Linked DNA regions of Homo sapiens: all the other regions are linked to region 1. Evidence: read pairs that join two places in POLR2A ChIA-PET (ENCODE). Cell type or tissue: MCF 10A. All regions are shown on one strand. Links, peaks and the distances in the headings refer to the core of each region. The heading gives the core; the rest is flanking DNA.

The links. ChIA-PET counts read pairs that join two places held together with the same protein. Peaks named below come from ENCODE experiments on the same cell type or tissue, not always from the same donor. Only the 100,000 strongest peaks of a DNase experiment are listed, where the experiment ranks them.
Region 2: POLR2A ChIA-PET joins it to region 1 with 5 read pairs; 8 of 35 experiments call an interaction of 5 or more read pairs at or near these places.
Region 3: POLR2A ChIA-PET joins it to region 1 with 6 read pairs; 12 of 35 experiments call an interaction of 5 or more read pairs at or near these places.

What each region holds. Positions count from the first base shown.
Region 1 is chr12:47,085,837-47,091,996 of GRCh38, reverse strand. The region is part of intron 1 of PCED1B (PC-esterase domain containing 1B); the gene reads right to left. Among named protein-coding and RNA genes, the nearest start is that of AMIGO2, 9.0 kb to the right of the region's middle. In MCF 10A, for the core only: no CTCF peak of the experiment used is centred there; a DNase peak (open chromatin) is centred at 3,296.
Region 2 is chr12:47,246,899-47,253,058 of GRCh38, reverse strand. LOC105369746 (a long non-coding RNA gene) reads left to right here and starts at 2,598. Exons shown (of 2, transcript XR_007063288.1): 1 at 2,598-2,692. In MCF 10A, for the core only: no CTCF peak of the experiment used is centred there; DNase peaks (open chromatin) are centred at 3,148 and 3,768.
Region 3 is chr12:47,182,701-47,188,860 of GRCh38, reverse strand. All of the region lies in intron 2 of PCED1B (PC-esterase domain containing 1B), which reads right to left. It overlaps MIR4698 (microRNA 4698), which reads right to left and starts at 1,049; the gene lies at 970-1,049. In MCF 10A, for the core only: no CTCF peak of the experiment used is centred there; a DNase peak (open chromatin) is centred at 3,870.

The DNA of each region.
Region 1 (6,160 bases), core at 563-5,562:
AGAATAAATATACAGGACTTACACTGTGAGATATCAGAAACTATTATTATAAAGTTATGACAATCAAAACTGTGTGGTACTAGTGCAAGAACAGATAACTGTCCAATGAAACACAACAGGGAATCCAGAAGTAGACCTGCACATATATGGTGGCATGATTTATGATAAAGGTGATCCTGCAATGCAGTAGGGAAAAGGATAATCTTTCAGATAAATTGTGCTGTGTCAATTCAACATTCAAGTGGAAAAAAAGGTATTCTAATGTTTATTTCACATTACACACAAGAGTCAATACCAGACAGATTGCAGAAATAATTGAAAGATGAAACAATAAAACTTCTAGAGTAGAACATCTTCATGACCTTGGAGTCAGCAATCCTTTGTTAAATAGAAAATAAGCAAATGAAAAAGCATTAATCATAAAAGGAAAAAATGTGATAAACTTGGCTACATTGAAACTAAAAACTTCTGTTCCCCCAAATTGAGTGAAAAGGCAACCCACAAGGTGAGAGAAAAATATTAACATATATTAATTTATATCCAATGCAAACACACATATATATGATTAAAAAACACAAATCTAGAATGTATAAAGAACACCTGCAAGTCAATAAGAAAAAGTTGAACAACTCAACAGCATAATGGGCAAAAGTCTCATAAAAGAGATGTGTAAATAAACATACAGAAAATTGTTTATTAATTCTCAGGGAAATGCATAATAAAATAACATAAAACCATAATAAAATAACACTTGCTATCCACGAAAATGGCTAAGATGAAAAAGATGGAAAATAATAAGTGTTGACAAGGACGTGAAGGAATAAGAATTATCATATACCACTTGTGGGATAATAAATTGGTACAACCACTTTGGAGAAGTGGGAGTTACTACTAGAGTTGAACATATGCATAACCTGTAACCCATCAAACAGATTTCAAGGCATACACCTACTAGAAATGTATGCACATGTTCACCAAAAGAATTAGAATCGGGGGGAATTTGGGGGAACAGAATGTTCATGGCAACAGTACTTGTTAGTAGACAAAAATTGGAACAACCATTTGTTGGATGGTTGGAACAAATGGTTGTTCCAATTTTTGGAACAATGTTCCAAATATTCCAATGTTGTTCCAACAAACCGGCCCATGAACAACAAAATAGTTAAACCAATTGTGATATAGCCACAGAATTTGGGCTATATCAGTAGCAGTAAGAATGATTTACAACTACATACAAAAGTATGGATGAATCTCTCCAACATAAAGATGAGCAGTAGAAACCAGACACAAAAAAGCATATATTCCATTTATACAAAGTATAAAAACAGGTGAGCTAATCTATGTTGTTAGATGTCAGCAGAGTGGTTACCACTGGGAAATTAGTGACTAGAAGGGAACAGAGGGAATTTTTGGAGAGCTGGTAATGTCCTGTTTCTTGATTTGGGTGATGGTTACAAGGGTGTGGTTGCCTTTACTCTGGTACTCCGGTTCTATGCATGGTACATGATTCTTGCCTCATGATTGTCTTTGTTGGAATTTTGCATTCCATCAGAAGGATTGGACAGAACTTAACTTCTGCTTATGTAATTGTTTAGTTCACATTCGATATACATATTTATATTGATTTTATTGAGGCTCTGCAAAATGCCTGCATCTCATGACATTCTTCTGGGCACTGGCTTTTTTCTCCACGTGGCTCCTCAGCTGTCTGATAATGTCTTTCTGATATGAGTTCTCTGTTCGTTGTCCATTTGCCTCTCTTGTGTGTGATCATCATTCTACCATATTTATGATGTATTGTCTTTGCATTCTCCGTTATTGGGCTGATAAAGGAATAGGGAGAGATCATCTTTAATAGAAAGGGCAATTTTCTGATTTGAGCAGAATCATGAGGCCATGGTATTTCCTGTATATTAAGACTTCAGGCCCACTGCTGTGGCTCACGCCTGTAATCCCAGCACTTTGGGAAGCCGAGGTGGGTGGATCACTTGAGGTCAGGGGTTTGAGACCAGCCTGGCCAACATGGTGAAACCCTGTCTCTGCTGAAAATACAAAAATCAGCTGGGCATGGTGTGTGTGCCTGTAATCCCAGCTACTCGGGAGGTTGAGGCAGGAGAATCACTTGAACCCGGGAGGCAGAGGTTGCAGTGAGCCAAGATCATGCCACTGCACTCCAGCCTGGGTGACACAGCAAGGCTCTGTCTCAAAAAAAGAGAGAGACTTCACTGATTAACTGCTTCATGCCTTCTGCCTGGGGATGACAGTGTCTTATCCAGCCCATCTAAATATTTGGTCTTATTGGCAAACGTATCTCTCTTGTGACAATGGATTTGTCATGCACAATAGCTTGATACCACTAAACATTCAAGTCATCAAATGAATTACTCTTCTTTATTATTTCACACTCACCAAACATATTTATGATTATAAACTTGGCTTCCCAAAGCTCTCTTGCAGCCAGAGAATAAATGCCAGATAGGTAGGTATGTTTTTTGGTATATACATATATATATATATATATATATATATATATATGTATTTTTTTTTTTTGAGATGGAGTCTTGCTCTGTCACCCAGGCTGGAGTTCAGTGGCATGATCTCAGCTCACTGCAAGCCCCGCCACCCGGGTTCATGCCATTCTTCTGCCTCAGCCTCCCAAGTAGCTGGGACTACAGGTGCCCGTCACCACGCCCTGTTAATTTTTTGTTTTCATATTTTTAGTAGAGATCGGTTTCACCGTGTTAGCCAGGATGGTCTCGATCTCCTGACCTCATGATCCGCCTGCCTTGGCCTCCCAAAGTGCTGGGATTACAGGCGTGAGCCACCACGCCTGGCCTTTTGGTTTATATTTTAAGTCCCTCTCCATGTGTAAAATTAGCCCTGGGACACCAAAAATATCAAGTTTCTGGACCTGTCAAGCTGGGCTAAGTCAATGTTATAAAGACGGCCCTGTCTGAAGACCCTATTGCCTATCTTGCACCCAGGTACCCCTACAAACAAACATATTAATGTTCACTGTGGCAATGCATATTCTGTTTCTAAAAATACAGCCAAGGAGCCAAGGTTCTTAGAGCCTTCCCAGGAAAGGAAATTGAGACAAAAGGAATTTAGGCATCCAGTAGTTCTAATAAATATTGAGTGAATGGAAAATTTTACTTTGAGATAAATATGAACAATCGTCATGTTAAGCATGTTTTCTATCATCTGGCTGTTTCCATGAAGTAGGAAACGCCTGTGAGCAGACTCATCCTTCAGCAACTTGTTCAGATTTGCACCTGACCTCTTCTATACAACAGCTGCCAAGGAAACCTACATTGATTTCCTACCACGTATTTTTATCACAATGCAAGAGGCAAGTAGCAGCATGTCAAAACTGCTCTCTGGAGAAAGTGATTATTATTATTTTTTATTTATTTTGCTTTCCATGCAGTTCAGAACCCCTTTGGGTACTCTCCAGTGTGTTTTGAGATTGCTGACCCTCACTCTCTACTAAAGGTCACTGAGGTTGCTCCCCACAACATGCCACCTTCGAGTCCCCAGGGGTTTTGAGAAGCCTAGGCATGCAGACCAGTGGACTCATTCCAGTCTGCAGCAGCTGAGAGAGAGCACCATGGAGAGTAAGGCAGAGCTGAGTGAAATGAGGACCTGCTGGACTCTGGTACAGCCAGGCTCGGGGGAGCCACATAATTAGTACAAACATCATTGTGTTGAGACACCTCTCCAGCTCTGTTTATTTTGCACATAAACCTAGCCATTAGGTTCAGCAAACATTTGTTAAACATCTGTGCTGCGTCAGACCACATCCAAGGCACAAGGGCAATAAGGCAAGTACTCTTTTACAGCTTTATAGTTCACCAAAGCACTTTTTACATGTTTCATCTCAGTCAACTTTGTGAAATTAAACAGTGCACATATTAGTACTGCGTTTCCATCTTACAAAGGGGAAGCTGAGAATCCAAAAGGTTGAGTCATTTACCTAGAGTTATATAGTTAATAAATGGATGTTCTGGAACAAAATCCAGGGATTTGATTCTTTATTCAATACTCTATTTGGCATTTAATTAGAAGGTGTTTCAGTTCCTTGGTATGTGCAGGAGAGAGACACTACTTTCCTTGCTTATAATTCTTTATTGCGAGTGCCACAGATAAGATGACCAATAGGGATTCATGTTAGTACTCTTAATTCTAAGAGAAAATTTTCATCTCTGACCGTTTAATGGTTTTCCCCAGATTATATTTTTATTTGCATACAATTTACTTTGTTGAATCAGATACTTTTCCAACAAAATGAGTAAGATCTAAAATTCTGAATTGGAATATTTGGAATTTTTGAATGCCCCAAGTATATATTTTCTGTTGCAAATACTTTGGCTCATGGTTTTATCCAATTTGGAATTGAATTCTATACCACCTTATATCCTATAATTATTTCTAATAATACTACAAATTCCTAGAGGAGAGCAACCATATCACGGCTCTGGGAGTGTAGCCAGGACTAACAATATTTGCTGAATGGAATTTAAATTATGGCTGACCTTGCTACTCCCTAAATGGGAAGCATTAGAACTAATTGTTAAGCATCAATCCAGAGCAAGGCAGATTTCTGTGAGAAATCTGCTTCTACCACTAATATTGGGCAGGTTATATAAACCAACAAAGCCCCATGGCCCTCATTAGAAAATGGGGATGCTAATGCCCATCTCTGAAGCCCTTTATAAGAATTAAATGAGAAGCCTGGTATATGGTGAGAATATAATAAGTGGTAGGTATTATTATCAAGACCACTTTCTTGGGTCTTTCGAGAGGTCCTTCTATCTTCTCCTATATTAATGTGATGTTTCTTTTCACTGTCACAAACTGAAAGGTCAGAGTTCCAGAGCAAATTACCCATGGAGCAGCCACCACAGAGGGCCTTGTGTTTGCTGAAAGTAATTGAATAAGTATTTGCAATAGTGCTGACTGTATAATGGAGAGAGCTGATTCTTTTCTCTCTCAATTTTATTTTGTTTAGTGTTAACGTTGGTTGGTGAATAATGGCTGCTTCAAATTAGATATTACTTTGAATAATTAGATTCCCTTTATAAAGCTATGATAAATTAGTTACTGCTACAGGAAATCCAATTTTTTAAAGGGCATAAAATAGGACTCTGAATGCTTCATATAGTTCTCTAAACTGGGTTTGTTAAATATTATCCATATTTATCAGAGAGGCAAAATTAACCCCAGTTTTGAGGGATATAATAGCGTTTAAGAATTCAATCAGATGACCTCTTCAGGCTAACAATGAGCAAAATAAAAACTAGAGCACCTGCCATTTATGACCAAAATCTCAAGAGATAACGATAATTCTAGATGCATAGTTTTGACACACTGAGTTTTTTAAAGCTAATTTTCATCTGCTTATTTTATTCCTAAAGCTGAGAATGTTAAAGTATTTAAAAAGAGGTTTGCTTGTTTCTCTCATTATATAATTATGACAAAGAAAAAAGATCATCCTTTTGCAAACTTCTCAGGTTCCTCACTTCAATGGATTTATTCTTTGAGCAGAAATTGTAACCTTCCAGTGAGATTGTAAATGGCATTCATTCTTTGATTCTTTTTCCTGTAACTTCCTTTTTTTTTTTTTTTTTTTTTTTACCATAAGCACATAGTACAGTACTTTAAGAATTAGGAAAAATCTTTTTAGTTGTTATTTTTATTTTTATTTCTCATTGAAAAACAAAAAGCAGTGTGGGCAGGGGACCATGCCACCTTCACCAAGGCTGGACTAAGAATGTGCCATCGGGGAGGACTCATAGCTATTGTGAGTTGATCACACCCAAGTTTGTTGAACCCTGAACGCTGAGAATATGGACAATTGGGCAATAAGAAATATTTAAATGTCTATTATGTGCCTAATTTTAGTCAGACTTGTATGGCTATTGCAGCATTTATGCATGGCTATAATTCTCAGACTAAAGAATAGCGCCTAGCACACAGTGGGCGCTCAGTAAATATCCGCCGAATAAACAATGCAGAGCTAAAGCAGGACAGCAATTATCATGCCTCAAACAGGGGAGGTCTGAGTCACTTCCTGCCTGAGAAGCCAGAAGAGGGTTTTTCTCTCTGAAAGTACAGTAGTTGATTCTGAAGTAGGAACCAAATTAAGCAGAAACATTGA
Region 2 (6,160 bases), core at 836-5,835, 160 kb before region 1:
TCGCAGACCTGCCGCTGACTTCCATCCCTCCAGATCAGGCAGGGTGTCCACTGTGCTTCTGATCCAGCGAGGTGCCTATTGCCGCCCCCGATCGGGCTAAAGGCTTGCCATTGTTCCTGCACAGCTAAGTGCCCAGGTTCATCCTAATCGAGCTGAACACTAGTCACTGGGTTCCACAGTTCTCTTCCATGACCCAAGGCTTCTAATAGAGCTATAACACTCACTGCATGGCCCCAGATTCCGTTCCTTGGAATCTGTGAGGCCAAGAACCCCACGTCAGAGAACACGAGGCTTGCCACCATCTTGGAAACGGCCCCCCACCATCTTGGGAGCTCTGGGAGCAAGGACTCCCCAGTAACAGTTTTATGGCCTATCATATGGTCTATGCTGGAGTAAGTTCCATGTGCTGTTGAATAGAATGTGTATTCTGCAGTTGTTGGATGAAATGTTCTGTATATATCTGTTAAGTCCATTTGTTCCAAGGTATAGTTTAAATCTATTGTTTCTTTGTTGACTCTCTCTCTTGATGAACTGTCTAGTGCTGTCAGTGGAGTGCTGAAGTCCCCCACTATTATTGTGTTGCTGTCTATCTCATTTCTTAGGTCTAGTAGAAATTGTTTTATAAATGTGGGAGCTCCAGTGTTAGGTGAATATATGTTCAGGATTGTGATATTTTCCTGTTGGACAAGGCCTTTTACCATTATAGAATGTCCCTCTTTGTCTCTTTTAACCGCTGTTGCTTTAAAGTTTGTTTTGCATGATATAAGAATAGCTACCTCTGCTCACTTTTAGTGTCCATTTGCATGAAATGCCTTTTTCCACCCCTTTACTTTAAGTTTATGTGAGTCTTTACGTGTTAGGTGAGTCTCCTGAAGGCAATAGATGGTTGGTGAGTTCTTACGCATTCTGAGGTTCTGTATCTTTTAAGTGGAGAATTTAGGCCATTTACATTCAATGTTAGTATTGAAATATGAGGTACTGTGCATTCATCGTACTCTTTGTTGCCTGTGTACTTTGTTTTTTTGTTGCTGTTTTTGCTTTTTAACTTGTATTTTTGTTTTATAGGTCCTGTGTGACTTATCCTTTAAAGAGGTTCTGTTTTGATGTATTTCTAGGATTTGTTTTAAGATTTAGAACTCCTTTTAGCAGTTCTTATAGTGGTGGCCTGGTAATGGCGAATTCTCTCAGTATTTGTTTTTCTGAAAACAACTGTATCTTTCCTTCATATATGATGCTTAGTTTCTCTGGATACAAAATTCTTAGTTGATAATTGTTTTGTTTGAGGAGGCTGAAGATAGGGCCCCAATCCCTCCTAGCTTGTAGAGTTTCTGCTGAGAAATCTCCAGTTAATCTGATAGGTTTTCCTTTATAGGTTACCTGGTGCTTCTGTCTCACAGATCTTAAAATTCTTTCCTTCATCTTAGCTTTGGATAACCTGATGACAAGGTGCCTAGGAGAAGATCTTTTTGTGATGAATTTCTGATGTGTTCTATGTGCTTCTTGTATTTGGATGTCTAGGTCTCTAGCAATGCTGGGGATGTTTTCCTCAATTATTCTCCCAAATATATTTTCTAAGCTTTTAGAATTCTCTTCTTCCTTGGGAACACTGATTGTTCTTAGGTTTGGTCGTTTAACATAATCTCAGACCTCTTGGAGGCTTTGTTCATATTTTCTTATTCTTTTTTCTTTGTCTTTGTTGGATTGGTTTAATTTGAAGAACTTGTCATTGGGCACGGCCCAGCACTTTGGGAGGCTGAGGTGGGTGGATCACCTGAAGTCAGGAGTTTGAGGCCGCATGTCCAACATGGAGAAACCCTGTCTCTACTAAAAATATAAAATTAGCTGGGCATGGTGTAATCCCAGCTACTTGGGAGGCTGAGGCAGGAGAATCGCTTGAACCCGGGAGGTGGAGGTTGCGGTGAGCGGAGATCGCACCATTGCACTCCAGCCTGGGCAGCAAGAGTGAAACTCCATCTCAAAAAAAAAAAAAAAAAAAAAAAGGCCTTGTCTTTGAGCTCTGAATTTCTTTCTTCTACTTATTCAATTCTATTGCTGAGACTTTCCAGAGCATTTCACATTTCTAAAAGTGTGTCCAAAGTTTCCTGAATTTTGTATTGTTTTTTCTTTAAGCTATCTATTTCCTTGAATATTTCTCCCTTCACTTCTTGTATCATTTTTTGGATTTCCTTGCATTGCGCTTCACTTTTCTCTGGTCTCTCCCTGATTAGCTTAATAACTAACCTCCTGAATTCTTTTTCAGGTAAATTAGGGATTTCTTCTTGGTTTGGATCCATTGTTGGTGAACTAGTGTGATTTTTGGGGGGTGTTGAAGGGCCTTGTTTTGTCATATTACAAGGATTGGTTTTCTGGCTCCTTCTCATTTGGGTAGGCTCTGTCAAAGGGAAGGTCTAGGGCTGAAGGCTGTCGTTCAGATTCTTTTGTCCCACAGGGTCTTCCCTTGATGTAGTACTCTCCCCCTTTTCCTATGGATGTGGCTTCCTGTGAGCTGAACTGCAGTGATTGTTGTCTCTCTTCTGGGTCTAGCCACCCAGCAAGTCTACCAGGCTCTAGGCTGCTACTGGGGGTTGTCTGCACAGAGTCCTGTGATGTGAACTGTCTACGGGTCTCTCAGCCGTGGATACCAGCGCTTGTTCTGGTGGAGGTGGCAGAAGGTGCAATAGACTTTCTGAAGGTCTGTAGCTTTGGTGGTTTAATGCTCTATTTTTGTGCCGGTTGGCCTCCTGCCAGGAGGTGGCATTTTCCAGAAAACATCAGCTGTAGTAATGTGGAGAGGGACCAGTAGTGGGTGGGACCCTAGAACTCCCAAGATTATATGCCGTTTATCTTCCACTACCAGGGTGGATAGGGAAGGACCATCAGGTGGGGGCAGGGCTAGGCATACGCTCAGACTGTTCAGGAGGCTCAGACTCTCCTTGGGCAAGTCTTGCTGTGGCTGCTGTGGGAGATGGGAGTGAGATTCCCAGGTCACTGGAGTTGTGTACCTAGGAGGATTAGGGCTGCCTCTGCTGAGTCATGCAGGTTATCAGGGAAGTGGAGGAAAGCTGGCAGTCAGAGCCCTCACCCAGCTCTCATGCAAACGGAAGGGCTGGTCTCACTCCCACCATGTCCCACCAACAGCCCTGAGTCTGTTTCCAGGAAGAGGGAGAGATAGGCTTGAAAACTTGCCCAAGGCTATCTGCCTCACAGCTGTGAAAGAAAAGGGCTTTAGTTCTTCCCCTACGAGTGAAGTCTGCATACTGGATTCACGCCCTCCCCTGAGTTCTGGCCAGGAGGTTTCTCACCCTGTTCAAATTGGTACAAATTTCGGCTAGAGCATTCCTTCTCCCTGTGGAGTTTTACCCCCTGCATCTCTGGCCACCCTCTCAGTGGATCCCTGTGGTGCCAGGCAGGAATGGGCTGCAGGGGCACCCAGCGAGCTTCCAGGGCCTTTCTGCCGCTTCCTCTACCCCTGTTTTTCGCTTGGCTCTCTAACTTGACTCAGCTTCAGGTAAAGTCAGAAACTTCTCCCACAAACAGATCTTCGGCTTCTCCAGTGGGGGTGTGTGTTCGGGAGAGGAGGGTCTCCCTTTCCCACTTCTGCAGTTGTGGCACTGCAGTTGGGGCACTCACAGTATTTGGGGGTCTCCTGGGTCCTGCAGGAGCAGTCTGCTTCCTTCAGAGAGTCTGTGGATCCTCTCAGGATTGCTGGTTTGTTCTTGCAGTCGATCTGGAGCTAAAATTCACAAGGCAAGCCTCTGCATGCCGCTCTGTCTGGAGCTGTAATCTAATCCTGCCTCCCATCCGATATGATCCCAGGAGTGGCATACCTGACTTATGTATCTGCCATACGAGGCCATTTTTTAAAATTGAAATGTTTTGGCTCTAAGATAAGCAGGTATTTTTGTAGCACCATAATTTCTGGTTCTGTGAAAATTAAAAAAAAAGTTTTTGTAAATATGTTGCCCATTAAAGCAATTATTTCAGCTATTTTTTCACTTCCGTCTTTCTAAAATAAACATTAGTCACAAGAATATACATCCTTCCAAAAACCGTTTTAATCCTAGTACATTTTTAGTTCCTTTCCTCTCTGAATCAGGAAATGATAGATCGTGGATGCATTTTTAATTGTTTGTATTTATTGACTATTTACTAAGCGCCAAACATTATGCCAAGTGCCTTACAGATATTATGGCATTTAAAACTAACAGTCCTATGAGGTGTGTGTTTTTATTTTCATTTTAAAGTTTAGGTATCTGAGCCATAAAGAGTTTAAGATTCTCGCAAAAGTTCCCATCACCAATAAAGGGCATACACTCAATTTTCTCCAAGATGTGTGCACCCCCAAGCCCATGTTCTTAACCTCGATACCATCCATACCCTCTCTGTGGGCTACATACTAGACAGCAGAGGCAGTTATATCACTCCTATAGGCAGACATCACCTTCTAACCTTAGATATTCAAATTTTAAGGAAACTCCAGAGCAGGATTTTTCAATTTTTTTTTAACAACAATCCATAATAATAATGACATTTTACTTCTAGTCAGAATACACACATAAACACACACACACACAAACACACATACATGCCATGGAATAGTATCATTATTACTTGATTTGTACTCTGATTTTTTTATTCTGTTCCAAATAAATTCTGGTCAGGATGCACTAAATTTATTTTTACAATTTACTAATGAAGCATTACTTTAATTTTGAAAAATACTGTACTAGTGCATAGCCAGTCTGTGTTACAGTTACCTGTTTGAAGAGAGCTCTACCATCTTAGGCAAGTTATTTAATTTCTGAGTCCTCAGTTTTCTCATCTGCCAAATGAAAAGGCTGAACCAGGTTAGTGATTCTTTTTTTTTTTTTTTTTCTGAGGCAAAGTCTCCCTCTATTGCCCAGCCTGGAGTGCAGTGGCGAAATCTCGGCTCACTGCAACCTCCGCCTCCTGGGTTCAAGTGATTCTCCTGCCTCAGCCTCCCGAGTAGCTGGGACTATAGGCACACACCACCACGCCCGGCTAGTTTTTGTATTTTTAGTAGAGACAGGGTTTCACAATATTGGCCAGGCTGGTCTCGACCTCCTGACCTCGTGATCCACCCGCCTCGGCCTCCCAAAGTGCTGGGATTACAGGGATGAGCCACTGCACCTGGCATTAGTGATTCTTAATCCTGGTTGCACATTAGAAATACCTGGAGAACTTTTAGATACACTTGTCTCCAGGTTTTTGCCCTCAGAATTTCTGATTCTGATTCTGATTTAATGGTTTTAGGGTGGGGCCTATGCCCTGGTATTGTTTTTTTAACAAACATCTTAGTGATTCTGAGGGAAATGGTCTAAGAAATACTGCATCACATCATCTCAGCAACTGCTTTTATGGTTTCCACAGTCTGTAGTGCCTGGCACTGGGCCTGTGGTCAGTGCTCTGAAATGTGTGTTAAGTGACTGCACCAACCAGCCTGGCCACTCTGGCTACCCTCTGCCAACACCCTGGGCTTCATGCCATTTCCATCCGTTCTTTGATCCCTTTTCTAACTTAGCTCAAATAAAGAATCACAATCTCCCCTCTCTTCTGCTCAATCCATAATTATCTCCTTAAATATTAAAATCACATTCAAACTGGATTCCTAATACTCTGAGAGGCAATTACATGGTAGTAGCTAAAACAATAGCATGAACTTGGAACAATCTTTAATTTTATTTGACAAATATTTTATTTTTTTATTTTTATTTATTTATTTATTTGAGATGGAGTTTCACTCTTGTTGCCCATGCTGGAGTGCAGTGGTGTGATCTCAGCTCACCACAACCTCTGCCTCCTGGGTTCAAGCAATTCTCCCACCTCAGCCTCCTGAGTAGCTGGGATTACAGGCATGTGCCACCACGCCTGGCTAATTTTGTATTTTTAGTAGAGAGGGGGTTTCTCCATGTTGGTCAGGCTGGTCTCGAACTCCCAACCTCAGGTGATTCACCCACCTCGGCCTCCCAAAGTGCTGGGATTACAGGCATGAACCACTGCGCCAGGCCCTATTTTTTGAGAGAGTCTCTATTGCCCACGTTGGAATGCAGTGATGTGATCATAGCTCACTGTGGCCTTGATCTCTTGGGCTCAAGGGATCCTGATTAAAAAAAAGTCTTCTGTAGAGATGGGATCTTAC
Region 3 (6,160 bases), core at 836-5,835, 97 kb before region 1:
TTGGAAAAAGTCCAGGTTACCAGCAACATGCCTGTTTTTTACGGAGAATGAGTGAAATGAATATGCTCCCAATGGTCCTCTGAGTTCTTCACATTCATCCCAACTCCCTTGCTCCTCTGCTCCAGCACTGCAGTGGAACTGGATGGCTACAGCTTACATTGCACGTTTCAATTTGGGCGATGGATGAGAACTTCTGTACTATGTTTGCATCTGCAAGACTCTGCTACTCTTGTTTTTAACTTCTGGATGTTCAGGTACACATTGAAAAAAGGAAGTCCTTAACTCTGAGAAGCAGTATCGTCCTGAAACTACCTAAGAAATGGCTCAAATCCTTTCAATTTCCAAGGAAAGCAAAAGTTACACATTAGAAACTGAGATGACAATACCTAAGCATATAATTTCATTGAGATAGATTAGATTAGCTTCAGGGACATATATGGCTCACAGTATATTCCATGCTTCTCCATAGGCCAGGAAGATTTGCAGCTAACACCCTTCCTGAATTCTTGTCCCTATAGGGCTTTTGTGTGGGACATCATTGATCCCTATGAGTTCCAGCTGAGGAATTTATGACATATTCTATTCCCCCCTGAGATTAGCCTTTAATAATTTATTTATTCATCCAACATTTAAGAGACCCCAATGGTGTTAGATGCTGGGAACCCAAAGACAACTAAGGCAAGATCACTGTCCCCAAAGTCCTTAGTAAGGGGAGATAAGACATGTAATTTTTAAAAGCCACAAAATGCTATGGTGCCATGACAGAGGTATGTCTGGGGAACAGAAGGGACTCCAAGAAGGAAGAGGTGCTTCCAGGTAAGACAAACTGTGGAAATAAAGCAGCTATAGGGCAAAGAACTTGTTGCAGTCAGGAAGATGCAGGTAGATCAGGTGACCAATTACAATCCTGTTCTTGGAGCTGGTAGGATAAAGGACAGACCCAGGTGGAAGAGGCGCAGGTGAAAGTTTTGCTCCTTCTGGGGTCTTCCTCTACATTTTGACCCAGGCCCGTCTAGGTGGAAATGTAGAGGAAGACCCCAGGAGAAGCATAACTTTCCTTTAACCCATATATCACAAGACTTGGCTGCCTTATGATGAAGCTATAGTTCCCAAATATGTCTTCAATGAAGAAAATTTAATGTTTAGGAATTCTAGAACTTGCAGAGTTGGGAGTTGCCTGGGAGATGAAATGTTCTCTCCATCACCTCCAGCCCTTGGTGCTGAGTTCATTAGCATGTTTAGTTCTAATTTTAGCTATGAAAAAATATATTTTAAAATATTGACACATTTATTATTTAGTGCTGGATTTAACTGTTTACACTTTCACTGATAAAAGATTAAAAATATGTCTTACTATATACTGCTGCCTATAGTTAAAACAGCATCCCTGTTTCTCTTTTTCTCTCTTGTTCTCTATTTTTGAAACTGAGTTAATAATCCCCTTGATGTAGAGATGGGGGATTTTCATCAGTACCAGATCATTTCACCTGCCTTTTCTCCTCCCTGAGATTTCCAATTTCCTGGTGCTTCCTTTTCACTACATTTACCACCCATTTCTTGGTTTTAGGTAAGATCCCATGGTCTCTCCCTATGAACACTATCTCTCACATAGTGTCAGCATTTCTAACTTCTTACCCTGGAGCTATCCACCTGGATCTTTCACCTAAACTCCTGAGTGCTTCTGGAGAAGGTAAAGATCTGTTTTGAGATGAATCTCAAACACTGTTAAGTAGGGCAGCATTTCTAAAGTCCACAGAGCAGCACAGTGGTCCACCTTCAAGTGTGATAGGCACTACCCACTACCTCCCCAAGAGCCATTTTCCCTTCTTTCAGTGTGTTCAGGTGGTAAGGAGAGATCTTTGCTTCCAAGGAGAGTGGTCCCCGACTCCAGGATAGGCCTAACCAGTCATGGAAATCTCCTTCCCTTTATCAATTGGTTGTTCTTGGTTTGGGCATTTGACCTTGTTCTGGCCAATAGGATATAAAAAGAAATCAGCTGGAGATATCCTAAGTAAAGACAAGATTTTGTGCTGTGTTAATTTCCTTGGGCTGCCATCACGAAGTATCACAAACTGGGTAGATTACAACAGAAATGTAGTATCTCACAATTCTGAAGGCCCTCAGACTGAAATAAGGTGTCAGCAGGGCCATGCTCCTTCTGAAAGCTGTAGGGGAAAAAACCTTTTCTTGTCTCTTCCTGGCTTCTGATGCTTGCCAATGAAGGGGTTTGGATTATGCCACCCCACAATATGCCACTCTGGCATATGGATTATTTTGACTTGAAGGCAACTGAGAAAAAGCAGACCCAGGATGAGATCTCTGTCCGCCTCCTATCTGCCTGAAAACAGAACATAAGCTCCCCTTGTGAAAGTGCCCCCCTCTACCCCCCTACCAGTAAAGGGATAACATAAAGGGACAACACCTTATCACTGGAGACAAGATGTCATCCAGAGGAATCTACAAAAACAAAACGTATTAACTAGCCCTCATCTACCATAAGTTTCCCCATATATTTGCCTTCCCACAATTTGCTGCCCCTAGAAGCTCAAAGTCATTTTCCTTTGTCTTGCCACTTCTCTACAAAATTATTGTTCTTTGCTCAATTCTATGTAAGTTCAAGTTCTTTTTTTTTTTCTTTTTTTTTAGACGGAGTCTCACTCTGTCACCCAGGCTGGAGTGCAGGGGCGCGATCTTGGCTCACTGCAACCCCTGCCCCCTGGGTTCAAGCAGTTCTCCTGCCTCAGTCTCCTGAGTAGCTGGGATTACAGGGGCGTGCCACCACATCTGGCTAATTTTGTTATTTTTAGTAGAGATGGGGTTTCACCATGTTGGTCAGGCTGGTCTCAAACTCTTGACCTCGTGATCCGCCCACCTTGGCCTCCCAAAGTGCTGGGATTACAGGTGTGAGCCACTGCACCAGACTAAGTTCAAGTTCTAACCACTCCTTTGAATTACTTATTACTGAATACTCCTATGTGTATGTGCAATGCATATTTCAATAAACTTGTTTGTTTTTCTCTTGTTAATCTGTCTTTTGTCAGTCTAATATACAGTCTTTTTTTTTTTTTGAGACTGAGTCTAGCTCTGCTGTTGCCCAAGCTGGAGTAGTAGTACCACGATTTCAGCTCACTGCAACCTCCACCTCCCAGGTTCAAGCAGTTCTGCTGCCTCAGCCTCCTGCATAGTTGGGATTACAGGTGCCTGCCACCAAGCCCAGCTAATCTTTGTATTTTCAGTAGAGATGGGGTTTCAACATGTTGGCCAGGCTGGTCTCGAACTGCTGGCCTTAAGTGATCCACCCCCGTCAGCCTTCCAAAGTGCTGGGATTACAGGTGTGAGCCACCGTGCCGGGCCACTCTAATATGCAGTCTAATTTTCCCTAGCTGGAGAACCTAGGATGGGTACAGAAAAGGTAATTATTTTCCTCTCCTACACCAGCAATACTTGGCATTCCTCGGCTTGCAGCTTCAATACTTCAACTTCTGCCTCCTTCTTCACAGGGCTGTCTTCCCTCTGTGTGTGTCTCTGCCTTCACATAGCGTTCTCTTCTTGTGTCTGTCTCTGTTTTTTCTTTTTGTAAGGACATCAGTTATTGGATTAGGGCCCACCCTGGTTCAATATGACCTCATCTTAACTAATTACATTTGCATTCCAAATAAGGCCACATTTGCAGGTATCTGGGTTAGGATATCAACATATCTTTTTTGGGGACACAGTTCAATCCATATAAAGGCCTTTTGCTCCTGCCTTTCATCTACCTGGAGATGCAGCAACATCTTGTGACTATGAGGCTACAAACATGAGGAAACAAGTTTACAAGCTAAAGCTGGTGGAAAGGAAAGCTAGGGAAAAAGAAGGAGTCTGACAGCATTACTACACAGTTGAACTACTGCCAGCAACCACTCACCTCTAGACCTCTTGCTAGGTAAGAAAAATAACTCCAGGTTACTTAACCTCTGCCAGGTTTCTTTCACCTGTAGCCAAAAACATTCCAATGCATACACAAAACTTTCCCTAGTTCATAATAAAATTAGAAAAATAAGTAAGGTAATAAAATTTTCATAGATCTGGATTCATTAAATTTAAAGGACTAATCTTTGTTCTGAAATTATGTTATTCCCACTTTTAAAAAATTAAAATATCCTTTCTTTTATGAAATGACGGTATTTGTAGATTGTAATTTTTTTTTTTTTTTAGTGTCTTTGGTAAAAGAAGGAAGGAAAAAGGGAAGGGAAAAAGGAAGGAAGGAAGGGAAGAAAAAAGATTTCAGAAAGTCTTTCTCTAATTTTTAAAAATTCTTTTACTTAGCTTGTGAAACTCAAAAGTCTGTGATGAGAAGAATGCTAGCTAAACTTGCTTTGAAGGGCTAGAACCAGTGGTGTGTGCTGGAGCTGCTGGCAGCAGTTACCGAGAGCAGATGGTTAAATTTCCAGGAAGCTACTTGGCATCACCTGGATGGTTTGAAATCCAATGTGGCGGGAGTATTTGCATCATGGAAATCTGCAAATGCTATAAATCAAACCACCTCCCCTTCCCCAGCTGGTCGTTTACCAGCACACCACTGTCTCCAGCCTGCCTCTTGCAAGTAGCCAGAGGGTAAGCATGCAAGGTACAGCTCACACCAACTAAAACACACATGGGATTGAGGTAAACTTCATTTACTAATTTATACATTTACAATGGAAAATATTCTTGGCCTGGTGCGGTGCAATCCCAGCACTTTGGGAGGGCCAAGGTGGGAGAATCGCTTTAGCCCAGGAGTTCAAGACCAGCCTAGGCAACATAGGGAGACCCTTTCTCTACAAAAAAGAAAAAGAAAAGAAGAAAAAGAAAAATATTCTCTCTATTGCTGGTTTAAGTACCTAATGGTCTATTTTCCTCAATAAAATGTCAGCTCTGCCTCAGCAGGAACCATATCTGTTCTGTTCATGCAGTATCCCCACTGCCTAGCATAGCACCAACTGGTGCGGGGGCCCTTGTCTTCCTTGGAGTCATGATCAGAGATTCTGTAGTTATCAGAACACTGAAGGAATCAAAGTCTATTAAAACATAAAAAAAAGTTTACGAGTGCAGGAAGTCTGTATACAGATGAGTCCCTGTCCTCACGTGGCACACAATTCTAAGATGGCTGAGCAAAAATATGCAATTAACAAAAGCACTTTGTAATTTCAAGTAGTGAAAGTTACCAGGATGTGAGTTTTAAACAGTCTACTGTACTGTGTTCAGTAAAATACCCGTTCAATGGGTGATATATAGGTGTTAAAAAAAAAAGAAATGGTTCTGTAGCTAGTATATTTGGGAAGTGCTGGTTAACCCAAGTTAAATCGATTTCTTTATTGTTAAACTTCTCTGAGCCTTTAATATGATGTTGATATGTGGGACTCTATTTTGAACATGCATATTTTGAGATACATTGCCTATTTAAGTGTCCCACAGAGCACATGTTAGGAAACACTAGCACATTGCTATCTTAGATTTCTCAAAAGGTCTCTACTTCCTTGAGGTAATTTTCTATCAGGCACTAGAGCAAAATATATTTAGAAATTCCATCCCTAGACAGCAAGAGATAGACAGTTCAGAAGTTTTCTATGTACATTCTGCCCACCTCTTTACCTATATATAATCACTATGATATAAATGTTTACCTATTATAATTTGTGAGTACCTGAATTGTAGCACTCTATTTTTCCCTAATTGGCAAAAGTTCATTCCCTAATTGGGTAGCTAACACTCCCAAGATATCAGATATGTTATTTGATTAGGATGTTAATCCTCTTTATGTCACCTGTTTTCCAAATGGTATAAAGAATAAAAATCATCCTTTGAATCATTGCCAAAAAAAAAAAGAGAGACCCCTGAAGCCATTCTAATTTAGCTTTTAGCTGTTGGGTGGAACTAAACTCTGTCTATCCCAGTAAGACACTCCATTTGCATTTATAATCTCTGGGGTGATGAGTTTCAAAATATTGTTTGTTTATATGTCCTCATTTTTGCGTATCCTTATGGGCAGTTGGATGTTTCTGCTCTTAAGGCAGTATGGTGTGGCGAGTGAGAGCTAGGGTTCTGGAGTCAGCCTGAGTTCAAGTTGCAGCTCAACTGTTACTAGCTATGTGGTCTTGTGCAAATTACTTAAGCCACAGTTTTCGTCAACTGTGCAATG